Regions from separate parts of the Homo sapiens genome. Here region 2 is linked to region 1. A link is a loop called in an ENCODE intact Hi-C map of the cell type or tissue named here. Cell type or tissue: dorsolateral prefrontal cortex. All regions are shown on one strand. Links, peaks and the distances in the headings refer to the core of each region. The heading gives the core; the rest is flanking DNA. Region 1 overlaps PDE8A (phosphodiesterase 8A). Region 2 has its middle 26 kb from the start of PDE8A.

The links. Hi-C counts contacts between places; a loop is a spot of excess contacts. Peaks named below come from ENCODE experiments on the same cell type or tissue, not always from the same donor. Only the 100,000 strongest peaks of a DNase experiment are listed, where the experiment ranks them.
Region 2: it touches region 1 in a loop (12-fold over the local background); 4 of 110 quality-filtered maps call a loop at or near these places.

The regions. Positions count from the first base shown.
Region 1 is chr15:85,117,498-85,125,497 of GRCh38, reverse strand. PDE8A (phosphodiesterase 8A) reads right to left here. Exons shown (of 22, transcript NM_002605.3): 17 at 7,659-7,857; 18 at 4,484-4,701; 19 at 2,305-2,437. Among named protein-coding and RNA genes, the nearest start is that of PDE8A, 140 kb to the right of the region's middle. RefSeq lists enhancers at 1-468, 7,139-7,308 and a cis regulatory region at 7,223. In dorsolateral prefrontal cortex, for the core only: a CTCF peak has its summit at 4,553; a DNase peak (open chromatin) is centred at 4,577; H3K27ac peaks cover 4,902 bases.
Region 2 is chr15:84,950,961-84,961,337 of GRCh38, reverse strand. It overlaps a transcript of SLC28A1 not described here. Among named protein-coding and RNA genes, the nearest start is that of PDE8A, 26 kb to the left of the region's middle. In dorsolateral prefrontal cortex, for the core only: CTCF peaks have their summits at 5,625 and 5,825; a DNase peak (open chromatin) is centred at 5,807; H3K4me3 peaks cover 815 bases; H3K27ac peaks cover 1,016 bases.

The sequences.
Region 1 (8,000 bases), core at 1-8,000:
ATGCCTTCCACTCACAGTACCACATGCTGTCTGCATCCAAGGATCCCCACTGGATATGGATCAATTTATGATGTAATAGAACCACTATTTGTAGGCTCTCTGAAGAGAATTCAGGTTAGAGGGTATTGGGGCAGAGAGCAATGAAAAAGACTAAAGGCAAGCAGGTCTCCTCAGTCTGATTCTGTGCCCATCAAGCAACATTCCAAAGGAGTTAGTCATATATTTCAATATGCAATAGCAGTAGCCTAAGAAGCCCTGATGGTCCCAGCTCAGAGGGAACAGACTGCCATCAAGATGGACGGGTGGCATCCTGACTCTAGGCTTCCCACACTTCCTGGAGAGTGCCAAAATGAATACTACACCGGTGACACTTCAGTAGCTCTCCTCACTCCAGGTTTCCACTGTGACCAGCTCTGTGCTGACCCTTCTTTCTTCAGATCCGTTAATACCTGCAGTGTGACTATAGTTTCATACTGCCAGCCTGGAAACTATTCTCTTTCATCTTCCTTTCTCCTGCTCTGACCCACTGGATATTGATTTTCAGTCTCTCAGAAGTAACCCCATGTACCGACAACAGAGATGAGAACCATAATGTTAAGTGGAGCAGAGAACTCAGCTCTAGGGGCTGTCCAGACTAGACAGAGGAAACCAAGTCTGCTGGGTGTATGGTTTCCTTCTGTGGCATGAGGTCAGCCAGGAGTGGTGGCCAGGTGACAATGAGCCCTATCCAGAATGGCAGGGCAGGAGCCAATAAAACAGGCTGGTACAGGCACCTCTGTTAAAAGTCTTTGGAAAGAGAGTGAAGTCAGGGGCAGGCTGACAAATTGAGAGAACAGGAAAGGGTGAAGAAACAGTTCTCAACATCAGGTTAAACCAAAGTAAGTGTCATGGGGTAATATGCTAGAAAACCAGGGGGCAGACAAAGGCCATGGCCAAACAAATGAATTGCAGAAGTAAAATGGAGTTAGAAGTCAAGGAATTATGATCCTAGCCTGCGAGGATAAGTCATCCCTGTGTGTGGCAAATATCTCAGGATGGTGATAGGAGCTGGGGAGGAGGGTGGGAGAGAAGACTGTGAGCTGCTGCCAACATGTTCAGTAAATGTGGGCCTCAAAGGAAGAGGTTCATGAAAGAACATATTCTTTAAGTTGCTGATGACACAATGAATCTAGTATAATAGGCACCAGTTCTTAAGTGCCTACCATGTACCATGCTCATCAGTCCTATGCCTTGAGACTTCTTATCCCCATTCTACAGATAAGCAAATGATGGGAACTTGGGCCTGTATGCTTCCTCAGCTGGAGACTCCTGCCTGGTGAGAGGGTTAATGTTATCCTTGCCCAGCAGTTGTTGTGGACTCCATGCCTCAAATGTAGAAACAGGGGCAACAATAATGTCACCCTTGTGACACAAATACAGTGTCTTTCTCAATCCACATGCTCCTCTAAGTGAGGACCAAGAGAGGATAGCTGCTGCTACCATGATATGTGCCCAGTGGGAGTGGCTAGAAAGATATATCAAGGGCTCCAACTGATCACAGAATGGAGAAGAAGGGAGGGGGATATTAGTGAGGAAGGGTGCAGGAATAGTCTGTCTAAAGTTAGCTTATCTAAAATCTGACCTTCCTTTCGAGTTTTCCCATCTAGTTGGATGTGCTAATTTTTTTCCTGCCAAGTTTTTGCACTTTAAATAATTTTTTAACCAATAAAAACTAAATTCAGTGAGCCCACTGTGATGGTTAATACTGAGTGTCAACTTGATTGGATTGAAGAATACAAAGTATTGATCCTGGGTGTTTCTGTGAGAGTGTTGCCAAAAGAGATTAACATTTGAGTCAGTGGGCTGGGGAAGGCAGATCCACCCTTAATCTGGTGGGCACAATCAAATCAATTGCCATCAAATATAAAGCAGGCAGAAAAACATGAAAAGGAGAGATGGACCTAGCCTCCCAGCCTACATTTCTCCCATGCTGGATGCTCTCTGCCCTTGAACATCAGACTCCAAGTTCTCCAGTTTTGGGACTCAGACTGGCTCTCCTTGCTCCTCAGCTTGCAGACAGCCTATTGTGGGACCTTGTGATCGTGTAAGTTATTACTTAATAAACTCCCCTTTGTGTGTGTGTGTGTGTGTGTGTGTGTGTGTGTGTGTGTGTGTGTGTGTATCCCATTAGTTCTGTCCCTGTAAGAGTCTAATAGACTCACTGAGGGAACCCTTCTGTGGCTGATATCATAGCCCATGTGTCTCCATAACACAACAGTACAAGGACCCCAAACACAGGTTCTCTTTGCAATAAGTTTCCCTTACCCCATTTTCTTCTAGTGTTGCCAAGGGTTTGTTGATGCTGTTGACAAATTTGTTGACATGCTCAAAGTGCTTTGTCATTTCTGTGGCTAAGACCATGTCGATAATCCCCTGGCGCAGTGTCCGATAATCATTCCTGTTTTCGATGACAAATTAGAGGCTGCTACAAATTACTGATCCAGACCAGACAGGTACTCCTGAAAACAATCTGTTATCCAGGTATGTGTCCTCTGCAGCTATAAATCTAATGCCACTGAAAGCCACAAGGCACATTTTAAAAAGACATGGAAGTTAGGGGTTAGTGCCTAGATCGTTAGCAAGGAGAACCTCAAAAGAAGTTAAAACCAAAAGCTATAGGCAAAACTTATAGTTGCAGTGTTTATCTTGTCAATGAAGATAGAAATCTGTGGTTAGAAAGAATATACCCCACATGGAGGTGTCTTGAGGCCCAACCATTTTAGTGCCCATAGAATGTGAGGACCGATCTTCTGAAAGCTGCGAAATCATAGGGAGTACTTGATACCTCCACCTCTAACCCTTGCTTTTATTTTAGTACTTTAAAAAATTCATTTCTTGAAGGGGTAATCCATGTAATTCAAAATTTGAAGGGGTATGAATATGAAACAAAGTCTCTATTCAATCCCTTTTCTGCAGTTGAGTAGAAAACTTTCTCTGGAAAGTTAATAGGGTCTCATGTAGTTTTCCATTGATAACTGATGTAACTATAAGCAAATATGAATAGAAACTACTTTAACTCCACCTCTGAAATCCTAGAACATGGCAGAAAGGAGTTTTACAAAATCAAAAATCCTCTTCTTTAAAAATCCATATTAATAAGTATTCTTCATGACACAATGTTTTTTCTTTCTTCAACTGATATTCACTAAGTTCCTAGTATGTACCAAGCACTGTGGCACTGAGGACACAGTGACATATGACCCTTGTGACCTTACAGAGCTTAAGAATCTAATCAGACATTACACAAATCATTAAAAATAATTATTAAATAAGAAATGTGATACGTGCTACGAAGAAATCTGGGATTGAATAATTAGAGGGTTAAACTTAGCATGAGAGATCAGGGAAGGCTTCCCCAAGGAAGTGACATGTAAACAGAGACAATGCCAAGGAGATGTATGCTGAGCACAGGAGGGCAGAGTGGAGTGCTTCAGGGAGAGAGATAGATGACTGCTTCTTTGAGTCTCTAAGAGCTCAAGATATCAGCATTATACTTCACCTTGAAACATCCAGACACAAAGCGGCTGAATCTTAAAAACATTGTGCTAAGTGAAAAAAGCTAGTTACAAAAGATCACATATTGTGTATGATTCCATTTACATAAAATGTCCAGAAATGGCAAATCTATAGAGACAGAAAGTAGATCACAGTAGTTGTCTAGGACTAGGGGAGTTGAGGGGGAATGGAAAGGAACTGCTCATAAATTTGAGGTTCTATCGAAGGGGTAATATTCTAAAATTGAATATACTATGAGTTGCACAACTCTATGAATATACTAAAACCACTATGAATATACTAAAAACCACTGTACATGTTATTATTATTTTGAGACAGGGTCTCGCTCTAGTATGTACCAAGCACTGTGGCACTGAGGGCACCGAGGGCACAGTGACATATGACCCTTGTGACCTTACAGAGCTTAAGAATCTAATCAGACATTACGCAAATAATTAAAAAGTAATTATTAAATAAGAAATGTGATACGTGCTATGAAGAAATCTGGGATTGAATAATTAGAGGGTTTAACTTAGCATGAGAGATCAGGGAAGGCTCTGTTGCTCAAGCTGGAGTGCAGTGGTGTGATCACGGTTCACTGCAGCCGCAGCCTCAGCCTCCTGGGCTCAAGCAATCCTCCCACCTTAGCCTCCCGAGTAGCTGGGACTACAGACACAACCACCGAGCCTGGCTAATTTTTTTTTTCCTTTTGTAGAGACAGGGTCTCCCTACGTTGCCCAGGCTGGTCTCAAACTCCTGGGCTCAAGTGATTTCTCCTGTCTCAGCCTCCCAAAGTGCTGGGATTATAGGCATGAGCCACTATGTCCGGCCCACTGTATACTTTGTGCACTTTAAATGGGTGAACTGTATAAGATGTGAATTATATCTCAATATAGCTGTTTAAAAAAGAAAGAGAGGGATCAACACACTTCCCAATCATTGTTCTTACCTCTCCATGTTTTTAAATATATTGCATTTATCATCTCCAGTGGTCAGCTGGAAGGCCAAGGCCGCATGGTGGCTCTCCAGCACAGCAGTGTCATTGTACAAAATGGCCAGCTCACTTCCAGCATTACACAGGAAGGAGTTGGTTCTCCCAGGGTGATCCACATCATGAATGGTGGCTGCGATGAGTGCAGCGACCTCATCAATTGGATCTAAAGTTTCCTGAAAACAAGAGAGCTTTTAAAAACTGGGGTATGACACTGAAGGCAAGGAAGCCTTCTGTATAGTTTTCTTTCTCCCCTATTACTTTCAGGTAAGAATATTTCAGATTTCTAAGAAAAGCATACTACGTGAGCAAATCTAGTTTTCCTATCTCCACCCTGAAACAGTTATATTTCTGCATATTTGTTAGTCTCACACAAGTTAAGGACTTACCAAAATACAGGTGTTCTCAACAGATAGGAGTCACCTCCTCAGCCAGTCTTTCTCTAGACCCATCACCAAAAAAGTCCTTAGTCTGAGATATTGACTTAGACCAGCATAAACTAATATTAATAAAGGAGAGAAACAATTTTAAATAAAATTTAAAATAGGCACCACTTACATTAACTGGGAATTGATTTAGTTTTCTTCCCCCTTTTAGTGCTATCTTTGTCAGGTTGATGTCAGAGTTTTGTGAGTTTGACAAAATGATCTGGAAGTTTTCCATCTTTTTCAAGACTCTGAAAAGTTTTATGTAACATGGAAAAATTCCTTAAAGGGCTAAAGAATTCACCTGTCCATCTGGGTCAGGAGCCAACTTTTGAAGAAATTAAATAATAATTTAAAAATTACTAAAATTACTTCCATGTTATTGGCCTCTTTTGTTTTTTTTTTTTGTTTTTTTACTTCTTACATCAATTTAATTTAAAACATTCCATTAAAACTATTTTAAAGCTTTTGATTTAGTACATATGTGTGCAGTACTTCTATTTTCTGCTGTAAATTTGTATATTTTTGTGTCTTTATATCTTAACTAGTTTGGCTAGAACTTCACCTATTTTCTTGGTTATTTCCAAGAGCCACACTGGATTATCATTTTGCTTTTCCCATGTTTTTTTTCTTCCCTTTTAAAAGTAATTAAGGCATTTAAAACATAAACCTTTAACTATATAATTGGCTTCATTCTATAGGTTTTGACAGATAAGCTTCTCATTTTTGTTATTTTCTAACTAATGTCATTTTTGGTTTTATTTCTTTGTTGATTCCCAAATTATTCAGAATATTTTCTCATTTGTTGTAGCTGATATTTTAAATTTAACCATTAGTTATTCTATTTTGTTGTGTTGTGGTTAGAAAATATAGCCTATGAAGTTTAGAAGTTCAACACATTATGTCCCAGTATAAGATCATTTTTGGAAATACCCTACAGACTCTTGAGATGTATAGCTAATAAATCAGCCTTGCAAATTTATTTAAATTGATTTAAATTAAAATTCAATAATTTAAATTTTAAGTGCGCAAATAGTATGGTATGTGAATTACATTTCAATAAATGTTTTTTTTTTTTTGAGACGAGAGTCTTGCTCTGTCACCCAGGCTGCAATGCAATAGCATGATCTTGGCTCACTGCAACCTCCACCTCCTGGGTTCAAGTGATTCTCCTGCCTCAGCCTCTCAAGTAGCTGGATTATAGGCCTGCACCACCATGCCCAGCTAATTTTTCTATTTTTAGTAGAGATGGTGTTTCACCATGTTGGCTAGGCTGGTCTCGAATTCCTGATCCATCTGCCTTGGTATCCCAAAGTACTGGGATTACAGGTGTGAGCCACCATGACATTTCAATAAATGCTCTAATAAACTGTTTTCAGTTAGCTCTCTAAATATATATTTGTATGTTGTCTATAGAGTAGTTTAAAAGCAATACAGCAAAAATTGGGTTCTTTATATGCTGAGCCATATTGACACAGATGTCCCTCTGTTGTTACTTGTTTTCATAATTTAGAAAACAGTCCCCTTCTCTGGACACCCTATTTTACCTACAGTCTGATTTGATTTTTTCTGGAAAAAAACAAAAAACAAAAACAGAAATAAGAACCAGAGGGAGCACGGAAAGTTCTGAGAAGGTTTACCCTTCAAGGTGAGGAATGAACACTTGTTCACTCCCTGTGTGTGCCAGATGTCATCTTCTGCTTTGCTCTCTGCCAAATGCTAGTCCCGTGATACAGAGGAGGAAATGCAGCCAGGAGCCACTTGCCCTGGCCCTGCATGACTGCAGTCATCTTAGGCCCCAGTCAAGGGAGCAACAGGTCAAGGGCAGAAGCTTCAGAAACTAAAGTGGTTTGGCATGGCCCAAAAGTGGCCTGTGACTGGGACAAAGGAGAAGAAATGATGAGAGGAGCTCATTGTTGAGGTGAGTGTGGAGAGCTGTAGAGTTTAAAGTTTAAATCCTGAGGGAGGTGGGAAGCTGCTCCTGGGAATGACAATATCAGGTATGCTGTTTCAGAAAGATCACATTGGCAGTAGGGTAAGGGCATTCCATGGGAGGCAGGGCAGGCAAGAATTCTAGTTTGGAACTGCCCAGATGCGAAAGGATTGCGGGGGGCCTCACTGGGACAGCAGCAGGAGATGAATCTGAGAACATTTAGGTGTGACAGGAGGCAAGGTCAGATGATCAACCAGATGTGGGGGGTTGAGGAGTGGAAAGAACCAAGGATGACTCTCGGTTTCTAATCTGGGTATCCGGTTGGATAATGGAACCCTGGATTAGGTAGATAACCCTGGGTGGGAGCAGTGCTGGGAACAGAGATGATGAACCTGACCTTAGAGCCCTGCAGACTTTCATGTACAGATGGAGGCCCTAAAGTGGGGATATCCAACAGTTACTTGGCTCTACTAGTGTACAGGCTTGGAGTGAGACCCCCAGAAGAATAGCCCTATCCTGTCCTTGTTAGGTTTCTCCTCCGGGACCAAATTCTGCCTCTTGTACCCTCATGGAATAGCTGGGATTATGTCATGAATTAACACATCAATTTCCCAAAGCTAATGTGGCCTCCTGCCTGATTCCTCGTATGACCTTGCCCTTCCTGTGCCAGGCTGCACACGTGAGCAGTCATGCTATGTATCTTAGTGGAGGCAGAAGCACTAGACTCTCCCCACTGCTCCTGCCCATTAAATGTGGCAGGTAAACAACAGCTCACCTTTATCCTCTCCTTGGAGAGAAAATAGGCAGTGGCATGAAGCACATCAGCAGAATGTGTAGAATTGTGGTAGGGATTGGAGGAATGATAATTGGCTTCGATAATTTGTAACCATGATCTTAGCGTTGACTCGGAGCAGTGTAAGAATTCACAGATTCCAAAGCGAGCAAACATTTTGAGACCAAGATAAATCAAAGGCCTATAGACAGAAAAAACCCCACAATATTAGAACAAAGCAAACAAACAGGCCAAGTGTTTAAGGCCTGAATAGGTTCCAAGCCAAATTTCAGAGAGTGCAGGGCAGCAAAGTGGAGATTGCTTGGGCTGTGCTGGCCTCTCTCT
Region 2 (10,377 bases), core at 1,109-9,108, 170 kb after region 1:
AAAAAATTCTCTCTCACTCACAGAATGAGTCACCTGAGGTTGCTGCGGCTCTATTCCATGCATTTCTTTATCCTGAAATCCAGGCTGAAAAGAGAAGCCCCTTTCTGAGTCACGCTGTTCTCAAAAGAGGCAGGCTGCTTGGATGGTTCAGAGCACGGCCTTGCATTCAGATAAGGCTAGGCAAAAATGCCTGCATTATCAGAGTTAATGCTTACAACACCCCTACGAGTTCGGAGGTGATATTCTCATTTTACAGATGAGAAACCTGAAATTATCTTGCCCGAGGACACACAGGGATGTGAAGAAGTGGAGCCGGAACTCAACCATGTATGTGTCTGGCTCTAAAGCCCAGGCTTTCCCTCACCCTGCTATTCTGTCCCTGCAAAGCCAATTCAGGATCAGCCAGTTAAACATGCTGAATTGAGAGCACCTGTAGTTAGCACTGTTGTCGCTCAAAACTCCACTAAAAAAAGGGGAAAGAAAGAAAAGATTTATAAAGCAATAAGGACTAAGAGAGTGAGAGCAGCAACAGGAGAGATAAGGAATGTTAACACAGTTTTGGAAGCAGAGCTGATAAAGCTGAACTGTGAAGCTCAGGAACTGGAGGCACCTATTACTGCAAAAGCGAGGGCGAAGGTGGGGCTGAAAACAGGAAGCGGAGTTGAAAGCCTAGAGCCCCAGGCCCACCTGCCCATCACCCACATCCAGGTGGCTCTTTCTTCTCTGACAGGAAACTGGAGTTTTATCCTATGGAGATATTGAATCAGAAAAGCAGGCACAGGCCAGGCACAGTGGATCATGCCTGTAATCCCAGCACTTTGGCCGGCCGAGTCAGGTGGATCGCTTGAGTACAGGGGTTCGAGGCCAGCCTGGGCAACATAGTGCAACCCTGTTTCTACTAAAAATGCAAAAATTAGCCGGGCATGGTGGCACATGCCCATAATCCAAGTTACTTGGGAGGCTGAGGCAGGAGAATCTCTTGAATTCAGCAGGGGCGGAGGTTGCAGTGAGCTGAGATTGCGCCACTGTACTCCAGCCTGGGCGACAGAGCAAGACCTTGTCTCAAAAAAAAAAAAAAAAAAAAAAAAAAAAAAAAAAAAAAAAAAAAAGCAGGCAGGCACAGGGGAGTGGAAAATGTTCTGTATTTTAAAGAAAGATTACGGGAGAGTTTATAAACTGAATGTTCAGCACCACCTCCTCCCTCTTTGTGCCACTGTATTCCTGGAATTTTCTCTACCCTATGTGTGCCCTCTCCAGGCAGGAGACTGGAAGATTCTTCTCTGGAGAAATATCATGACCCCAGAAAATAGATTTATAGGTACTGAAATCCAAGAGTTCCCCCCATTGAAATAGATGGTCTCAGCCCAGTTATCTCACAGTAAGATACACTAGTTGATAAGCCTTATCCCTCCCCAACTCCTCAGTGTTTAAGCAACTCTTCAGGGACTCATTGTTACGTATGAACGTAAAACAAAGGATCACCATAGATTTGAGGACAGAATCTAATATGGAAGACAGAGATCAAAACAAACAAAACAAAAAGGAATGGAGGGTCCAGAGACAATGCACATGGACAAAGAAAAATGCCTTGAAACTATTAATATTCTCAGAGACACAGGAAATGATATTACTCACATGAAACAGGAAGGGCATATTAGAAACAAAGAAAACCCAACCATGAGGAAAGAGCTTTGGAAAGTTAAAATTATGATAGCAGGAAACAAGTTGATAGAAAAGTTGGAAGACAAGCTTAAGGACAATTTTCAGAAAGCAAACAAAATTATAAAGAAAGAACAATAAGAGAAGAGAGGTAAAAAAATTCGAAGATAAATTCGGAGGGTCTAACATTACAAAAAAAAAAGGAGTTTCAGAAAGAGAAAATAGAGAAAATGAAAGAGAGAAAATTAACAAAGAAAGGATATAAAACTTCCCTGACTGGTCATGGTGGCTCATGCCTGTAATCCCAGCACTTTGGAAGACCGAGGTGGGCAGATCACTTGAGGCCAGGAGTTTGAGACCAGCCTGGCCAACATGGCAAAACCCCATCTCTATAAAAAATACAAAAATTAGCTGGGCATGGTGGCAAAGGCCTGTAATCCCAGCTACTTGGGAGGCAGAGGTGGGAGGATCACCTAGGCCTGGGATGGTCGAGGCTGCAATGAGCTGTGATCATGCCACTGCACTCCAGCCTGGGTGACAGAGTGAGACCTCATCTCTTTTTTTTTTTTTTTTTTTTTTGAGATGAAGCCTCACTCTGTCACCCAGGCTGGAGTGCAATGGCGCAATCTCGGCTCACTGCAACCCCCACCTCCTGGGTTCAAACGATTCTCCTGCCTCAGCCTCCCGAGTAGCTAGGACTACAGGTGTGCACCACTCAACCCTGCTAATTTTTGTATTTTTAGTAGAGATGAGGTTTCACCATGTTGGCCAAGCTGGTCTTGAACTCTTGGCCTCAAGTGATCCACCCACCTTAGCCTCTCAAAGTGCTGGGATTACAGGCATGAGCCACCATGCCCAGCAAGACCCCATCTCAAAAAATAAAAATAAAATAAAAAAAATTTTGAGACCATCCTGGGCAACATAATGATATCTCATCTCTATAAAAGAAATTTTAAAATTAACCAGGTTTGGTGGTGCCTTCCTGTAGTCCCAGCTATTTGGGAGGCTGAGGTGGGAGGATGGCTTGAGTCTGAGAGACCAAAGCTTCAGTAAGCTACGGTTGCACCACTGTACTCCAGGCTGGGTAATAGAATGAGACCCTGCCTCAAACAAACAAACAAACAAACAAAAAACTGTAAGAGGAAGTGATTTCCAAACCTAGATTATATTCCCTACTAAGCTATTAACCAAGTGTGATGGTAGAATAAAGACATTTTCAGATATGCAATTTTTCACAAAATTTGATCTCTTGTGTATACTTTCTCAGGTGTTCTACCAAAATGAGGGAATAACCCAAGAAAGAGAAAGACAAGGGTTCCAAAAATAGGACATCCACCCAAGAGAGGTGTAAGCAAGTCCCAGGGTGACAGCTGAGCAGCAGCAGGCCTGAAGAGAACCAGGTGGAATAAGATAACACAGGGTTCCAGAAGGAACATCTCGGGAAAAGAGGGAATCAGATATAGGACCTTATAGAAAATAGCTCTCAGAGCTTGCGGATTTATATATATAAACAATTTTCTCTGGATATAAGACCAATATACAAAAATCAAGTATATTTCTACAATGGGCAATCCAATGACAAAATGAAGAAAACAATTCTGTTTTCTTCAGAAATTCTAAGTACTTAGGAATAAATTTAATAAATGAAGTGCAAGACTTGTACAATGAAAACTACAAAACATTGTTGAAAGAAATTAAAGAAGATCTAAGCAAACGGAGAGGCATCCCATGTTCATGGATCAGAGGACTTAATATTTTAAACTGGATGTACCCCTCAAATTGATCTACATATTCAATGCAATCTCTATCAAAATCTCAGCTGGGTTTTTTGCAGAAATTGATGAGGTGATTTTAAAATTCATATGGAAATGCAAGGGAACTAGAATAGCTTAAACAATCTTTAAAAAGAATAACAAAGATGGAAGACTCATACTTCCTGATTCCAAACCTTCCTACAAAGCTACAGTAATCAAAATAGTGTGGTAGTGGCATGAGGATAGACTACAGATAAATGGAATAGAATTAAGAGCTCAAAAATAAACCCTCATATTATGGTCAATTGATTTTTGACAACGGTGCCAAAACAATTCAATCAGAGAGAATAGTGTTGTCGGCCAGGCATGGTGGCTCATGCCTGTAATCCCAGAAATTTGGGAGGCATAGATGGGTGGATCACTTGAGGCCAGGAGTTTGAGACCAGCCTGGCCAATGTGGCAAAATGCTGTCTTTACTAAAAATACAAAAATTAGCTGGGCGTGGTGGCGTTCGCCTGTACTCCCAGCCACTCAGGAGGCTGAGGCACAAGAATCGCTTGAACCCAGGAGGCAGAGGTTGCAGTGAGTGGAGACTGCGCCACTGCACTCCAGTCTGGGCAACAGAGTGAGACTCTGTCTCAAAAAACAAAACAAAACAAAACAAACAAACAAAAAACTACGTGCAAAAGAATGGAGTTGGGGAATGACTTCTCGGGTGATGACAATATTCTTAAATAGATTCTGGTGATGGGCTGTACAACTAAATATACTAAAAACCATTGAATTTTACACTATAGGGTAATTTTATAGTATATCATTATATGTCAATAAAGTTGTTTAAAAATTAAAAATAATTTTCTTAACAAATTTGGGAAGAAATAATGACAGTTAAAAAGAAATCTAAGCAACAAAAACAAAAAAACAAGGTATATGGATTTGAAAATGCATAAATTTTTCACATTTTAACATTTCTGATATGGAGATGCATCCTACAAACAATGGAGTGTCACAGTTTAGTTGGGAGTGTTCTTTCTTAGTGGTACATAAAAAATGGCACATCTTACTGTCTTAAATTAGAAGAATTATGGTGATATGTTCAGAAGGAACAAGATGTGCAAGAGGCCAGGTGCAGTAGCTCACGTCTGTAATCCCAGCACTTTGGGAGGCCATGGCAGGAAAATTGCTTGAGCTCAGAAGTTTGAAATCAGCCTTAGCAACACAGGAAGACCTTATCTCTATTAAAAAAAAAAAAAAAAAAGTAAAAATTAGTCAGGTGTGGTGGTGTGCGCCTGTAGTCCCAGCTACTCAGGAGGCTGAGGTGGGAGGATCTCTTGAGCCTGGGAGGTTGAGGCTGCAGTGAGCCATGATTGTGCCACTGCACTCCAGCCTGGGTGACAAAGTGAGACCCTGTCGAAAGAAAAAGGAAAGAGAAACAAAGAAAGAAAGAAAGAAAGAAGGAAAGAAAGAAAGAAAGAAAGAAAGGAAGGAAGGAAGAGAAAGAAGGAAGGAAGGAAGGAAGGGAGAGAGAAAAATGCGCAAGATAGGAAATGTAATGATAATATGCTCCATGGCTCACCAATGCACAAGTCTTATAGCCATAATCAGACAGAAACACATTAATGGAATACAGCTTTTTCTGAAAGTTGTATATTACCATGTTGGGAGGAGAAAGGGAGGACAAATGGAATATGGGGTGGTATGAAAGAGTTAATGCTTCATCTTCTGTAATGGGGAGTAAAAAGGCACTATCTAAAATCACTAATTTGAGAAAATAGCAGTATGGATGCATTACTTAGAAATATGGATGTAAGTAACAGAAATGACTGAAAGAGTTTGAAGGGGAGAAGTCAGGGATGGGGAGGGAATTACCGAAATGTTTTCCTGTTATTGTTGCTGATATAACTATGGTACCATTTGACTTTAAAAATCAAGTATCTGTTGTACTTTGATTTGAATGGAAGGGAAAAAGGAAATGTGGAGAGGGAAGGAGGAAGTTGGGGGTTCGCTGTGGATCCTATCCCTTGATCAGGAAGGCTGGGGTCAATGCCCCTACCTCAGGTCCAATGGGAGGGAAAATTGAGCCGCACCTAGGGGGCTGCATTACACAGAGAGTGACTCCTCCTGTCCACAACCCTGATAGGAGTGCAGTGGGATGGTAGAGCCTGCCAGGAGAATATGTTTTCAGATTCTATCCTCCTTCAGAGGCACCGACCTCCCCCACAAAAGGGAGAGGCTCCCAGCAGCAGCCAAAACGAAGCCCTCCTGGGGCTCTGTGCTCTGCAGCCTCGCAGCCAGGGATCCCAGCTGGGGTGGGGTCAGCCACAGTCCCGCTGAACCAAAGAAACCCAGTCTTCCACTGCTCCGTGAGGAACTGCTGTGGAGGCAGCCACCAATGCATCCACCCCACCTGGTGGAAGAAGGGAGACTGCAGCGCGAGTGTTCCAAGAGCTTCTGTATTGGGAAAAATCATGACTTTGCTACTTTACTGATGCAAAGCGTTCCTCAGTTTCATCTTCTTGTATTCCAGATGCTTCACGGTCAGACATCTTTGATTGCTGTTCTGAGGCTCTTCCAGTTATCTGTTGCTATGGAATAAACATCCCAAACCCGTTGCATAAAACCACTACCATCCATTATGCTCTCGGATTCACTGTCTCAGGAATTTAGATGGGCACCAAAGGGGATGGCTTGTCTCAGTTCCATGATGTCTGAGGCCTCAGTGGGGAAGATTCGAATGGCTGTGGGCTGGAACCACCCAGAGGCTTTTTCGCTCGTGTCTGGCACTTGGGCTATGATGACTTGCAGGCTGGGCTCAGCTGGGACAGTTGACCTGGTGCCTACATGTTACTCCTCCAGATGACTTGGGTTCCTCACAGCGTGGCAGCCACAGAGCAGGGAGAACTCTTTCTTTGTGGTGGGTCAGAGTGCTAAGAGTGAGTGTCCCAGCGAACAAGACCAAAACTGCCTGGGCTTTCATGACCCAGCCTCAGAAGTCACATGGCATCATTCCTACCATGCCGTCTTTCTCAAAGCAGTCACAAGCCTGCCCAGATTAACAGGGAGAGGACATAGATCTGACTGCTTCATGGGAGGAGTGTTAGAAAATTTGCAGCCATGTCATAAAAATACCACAATGACTCAGTATTATTAATTAAAATAAAAATAATGTAAAGTATTTTACACATATCATATACCTGTTTACTAGGCAGATCAATGAGGAAGCCAACGTGCTACAATGGTTAAGTATCTGGCATTAAAACCAAACAGAACTGGGTTCAAAACCTGGCTCAGCCGCTGAACTGTGTGCCCTTGAGCAAACCACTTCACTTCTCCACGTCTCAGTTGCCTTGTTGGTAAAATGGGGATAATAATATCTACCTCACATAGTTTGTTTGTTTTTAAGGATTACACGGACAGCATATGCAAATAACTTGTCTCACAATAAGCATTCAGAAAACGTTAGTCCCTTTTTCCCTAAATTATTTCAAGCGCTACATTTCCATTATTTCTATTATCTCAGATTTTTGAAGATATGCTATCATTTGAAATCTTTATAGATAAATGGAAAGAATGGTTGCTTTCATCAGGAAACAACACCCCCGATCTCGTGGGAAACTGCTCCTCCTTCCCTTTCTGTTCAAATAGGAGCTGCCAGCTTCTACCTCCCTGGTCACAGTGATTGCTTCAGGGGTGGGCAGAAGAGCCAGGCCACACTGATCACCCTATCCCATTTTCTAGGCCTCAACAATGGGTCTGGAGGAGGGCACACGTCCCTGACAGATCAATCACATTCTTGGAGGTTTGCTTTCTTTGCCACAACTAGCTATCAGGAAAACAAGCTAATATATGAACCCATGATTTTCTGATGGCCATGGTCCAGTCTTATGGAGAAATCCAATTCAGTAGAAGGAGGTCACAGTGCAGGAAGACACAAACACAACAAAAGCAGGAACTCAGCGGTAGGCAGAGCCCTAGAGTCATGAAGTCCCCAGGCCCAGCTGCCTGCAGCTACACCCTCATCCCTCCTGGTGCCCATACATTCCTCTTCTCCTAAGCTATTTGATTTGTTGTCTGTCATTTGCAACCAAAAGAATCCTAAGTAATATACCCCTCTGATTTATACATTTTTTACAAATGAGGTAAATCATTCATAAACTCCAGTACTTTCACTATTATATTTTTCTACTTTTCTTATTTATTTTTGAAACTGCATCTTGCTCTGTCACCCAGGCTGGAGTGCAGTGGTGTGATCACAGCTCACTGTAGCCTCACATTCCTGAGCTCAAGCAATCCTCCTGTCTCAGACTCCTAGGACTGCAGGTGCTTGTCACCATGCTGGGCTAATTTTTAAATTTTTAGTGGAGACAAGGTCTCGCTATCTTGCCCAGGCCGGTCTTGAACTCATGGGCTCAAAGCAATCTTCCAGCCTCAGTCTCCCAAAGTGCTGGGATTACAGGTGTGAGCCACCTGGCTCAGGCTTTCCACTGTTATAAAGGAATCAATTAATTACAGTGACACACCTCTAAGTGATAAAACCCACCAGCTGTTGAGAGCTCTTGACATGAACTTCCTGAGACTCCTAACAGTTTAAGTCATTGAAGATGATTCACCGAGTTACGGAACTTTTCAGAAGGAGGCCCTGTCTTTTCCATACCAGCCATTAGACTTTCTCACCTCTGGGTTCTGGGCCTACCTGGAGGACCCTGGTCCCAGACTGCAGCATCGGGCCACACTCTGGCTCAGAGCAGCTGACACTGAAATAATGACATGCCCCAGATCCAAAAAGGATTAGAGATTAGAAATATCTGCCCTCTGGGCACTGCCCAAGAAAAGATCCCTTGAAAGCTGTATGCTTTGATGGAGCTTATTTGTCTTCTAATTGATGCGATGGCATTGAAAAGAATAGTTTGGTAATATAAACAATGGACTCCTCTAAAAGTAGAAAAGAATCTTATTGAGGAAGGAAGTTTCAAGGGATAAAAGCAATCTTTTGTTTATAAAGTGAATTTTCTATCTTTAAATAACTTTTCTTTATACTTTATTATTAAAAATTTTTTTTATTTTTTGAGACGGGGTCTCACTCTGTTCTCCAGGCTGGAGTGCAGTGGCACGATCACAGCTCACTGCAGCCTCGACCTCCCAGGAGTGGCTGGGACTACAGACGTGCACCACGACACCTGGCTAATTTTTTTGTATTTTTTTGTAGAGACTTGGTTTCACCATGTTGCCCAGGCTGGTCTCAAACTCCCGGGCTCAAGCGATTCTCCTGCCTCGGCCTCCCAAAGTGCTGGGATTACAGGCGTAAGCCACCGTGCCCGGCGACTTTTCTGTTTTCTTGGAAAAAGAAAAACAGAAGTTTTGCTGGGATAAAAATGTGTCCTTTGTCAGTTGGGGCTGAGTGGAGGAAGTAACCTGCGTGGTGGCATCTCCAGCCTGGTCAGGCTCACTCATGGTCCGTCACTGAAGCACATGGAGTCATTGGATGCAAGGAATTTACTGACGTGTAGGAGAGTGTGTAGCAGCATTTCGTGTGTCCATCTGGTTGGCAGTCTTGATCTGTGGGTTACTGCCTTCTTACTTGTAGATGAGAAATGAGTCCCACCTTGGAAAGATAGGAAAGATGTCTGTATAGAGAGCAGATAGCCACACAGCCTGTGTGAGGATGAGAAAACTGCTCCAAGCAGTCCTTGTGGGATCATCTCTTCCTTGTTCTTTTTTGCTCTCAACATAATTTGCAGTGTTTGGCAGGTGGGAGGGGAGCAGGATGGGGACCTGAGAAGCCTGTCCTTCTTCTAGCTCCTGTTCTAGTTCCTTGCTGTTCTTCAAGGGGAGGGAACACGGATCTTAGTGGGTAGACTGGGCCACACTTACCAGTGGATCAGGTCACTGTGTGTTGAAAGGTTATACACAGCACATGGACCTCTGCCGACTCCTGCTTCTGTAAGCCTGAGGCTGGAAACTGCTGTGAGCCTCCCTTGCCTCGCCTTGCCTTCTGTCTCTGGTGTTTTCCCATCATGAAGCTAAATTGGAAAACTTTGCAGTTTGGCCATCTGGCTCTCTTTCCACTTCCCCTCGGATATGTATCAGGAGTCTCTCTTTTTTCTCTGAAGTCTTGGTGGCCAGTGGGAGGTATGTTTCAGATTTAGACTTTGTCAGAAGGAGCGGGCCCATTTAGGACTCCAGGTGAATGTACCAGCCCCATGTTACCAGAGAACCAGGAGTGCCAGGCAGGGATGATGGGCACTTTGTTAATAATAGCTTGTTCCCATTTGTTCATCAGGATCCCCGCAGGAAAGAGGCAAATCTGCTCCTTCTTGCCACCTATCTTATTCTTCCTGTCTACTAGCAGGCTCATATAAGAGATCCCAAATAATAACATAAAGGAGATAGAAACTTATTCCCCTCTCACATAAAGTTTGTGCTGTCGTGGCAGTCTTGCTCTGCAAAGACATCAGGACCCCAGACTCCTTCTTTTTTTTTTTTTTAATTATTTTTTTTTAAGACAGGGTCTCGCTCTGTCACCTGAGCTGGAGTGCAGTGGGTCATGGCTCACTGTAGCCTCCACCTCCCAGGCTCAAGCCTGTCTCAGCCTCCCAAGCAGCTGGGACTACAGGTGCCCACCACCATTCCCAGCTAATTTTTCTCGAAGGGGTTTCACCATTTTGCCCAGGCTGGTCTCAAACTCCAGGGCTCAAGAGATCTGCCCACCTTGGCCTTCCAAAGTGCTGGGACTACAGAGGCGAGCCACGGCCTCAGGCTCCCTTCAACTTGAAGCTGCTCCATCTCTCGGGTGTTGCCTTTGTCTTCATGGTCCAAGCTTGCTCACCTTCCCATCTGCATTCCAACTAGCATGGAGCAAAAATGTGAAATATACCAAGAACGTGTGGGATGCCCCCATTTATCTAAGGCAGGGGTCAGCAACCACAGCCTGCAGGTTGGCCTCCTGTTTTTGTAAACAGGCTTT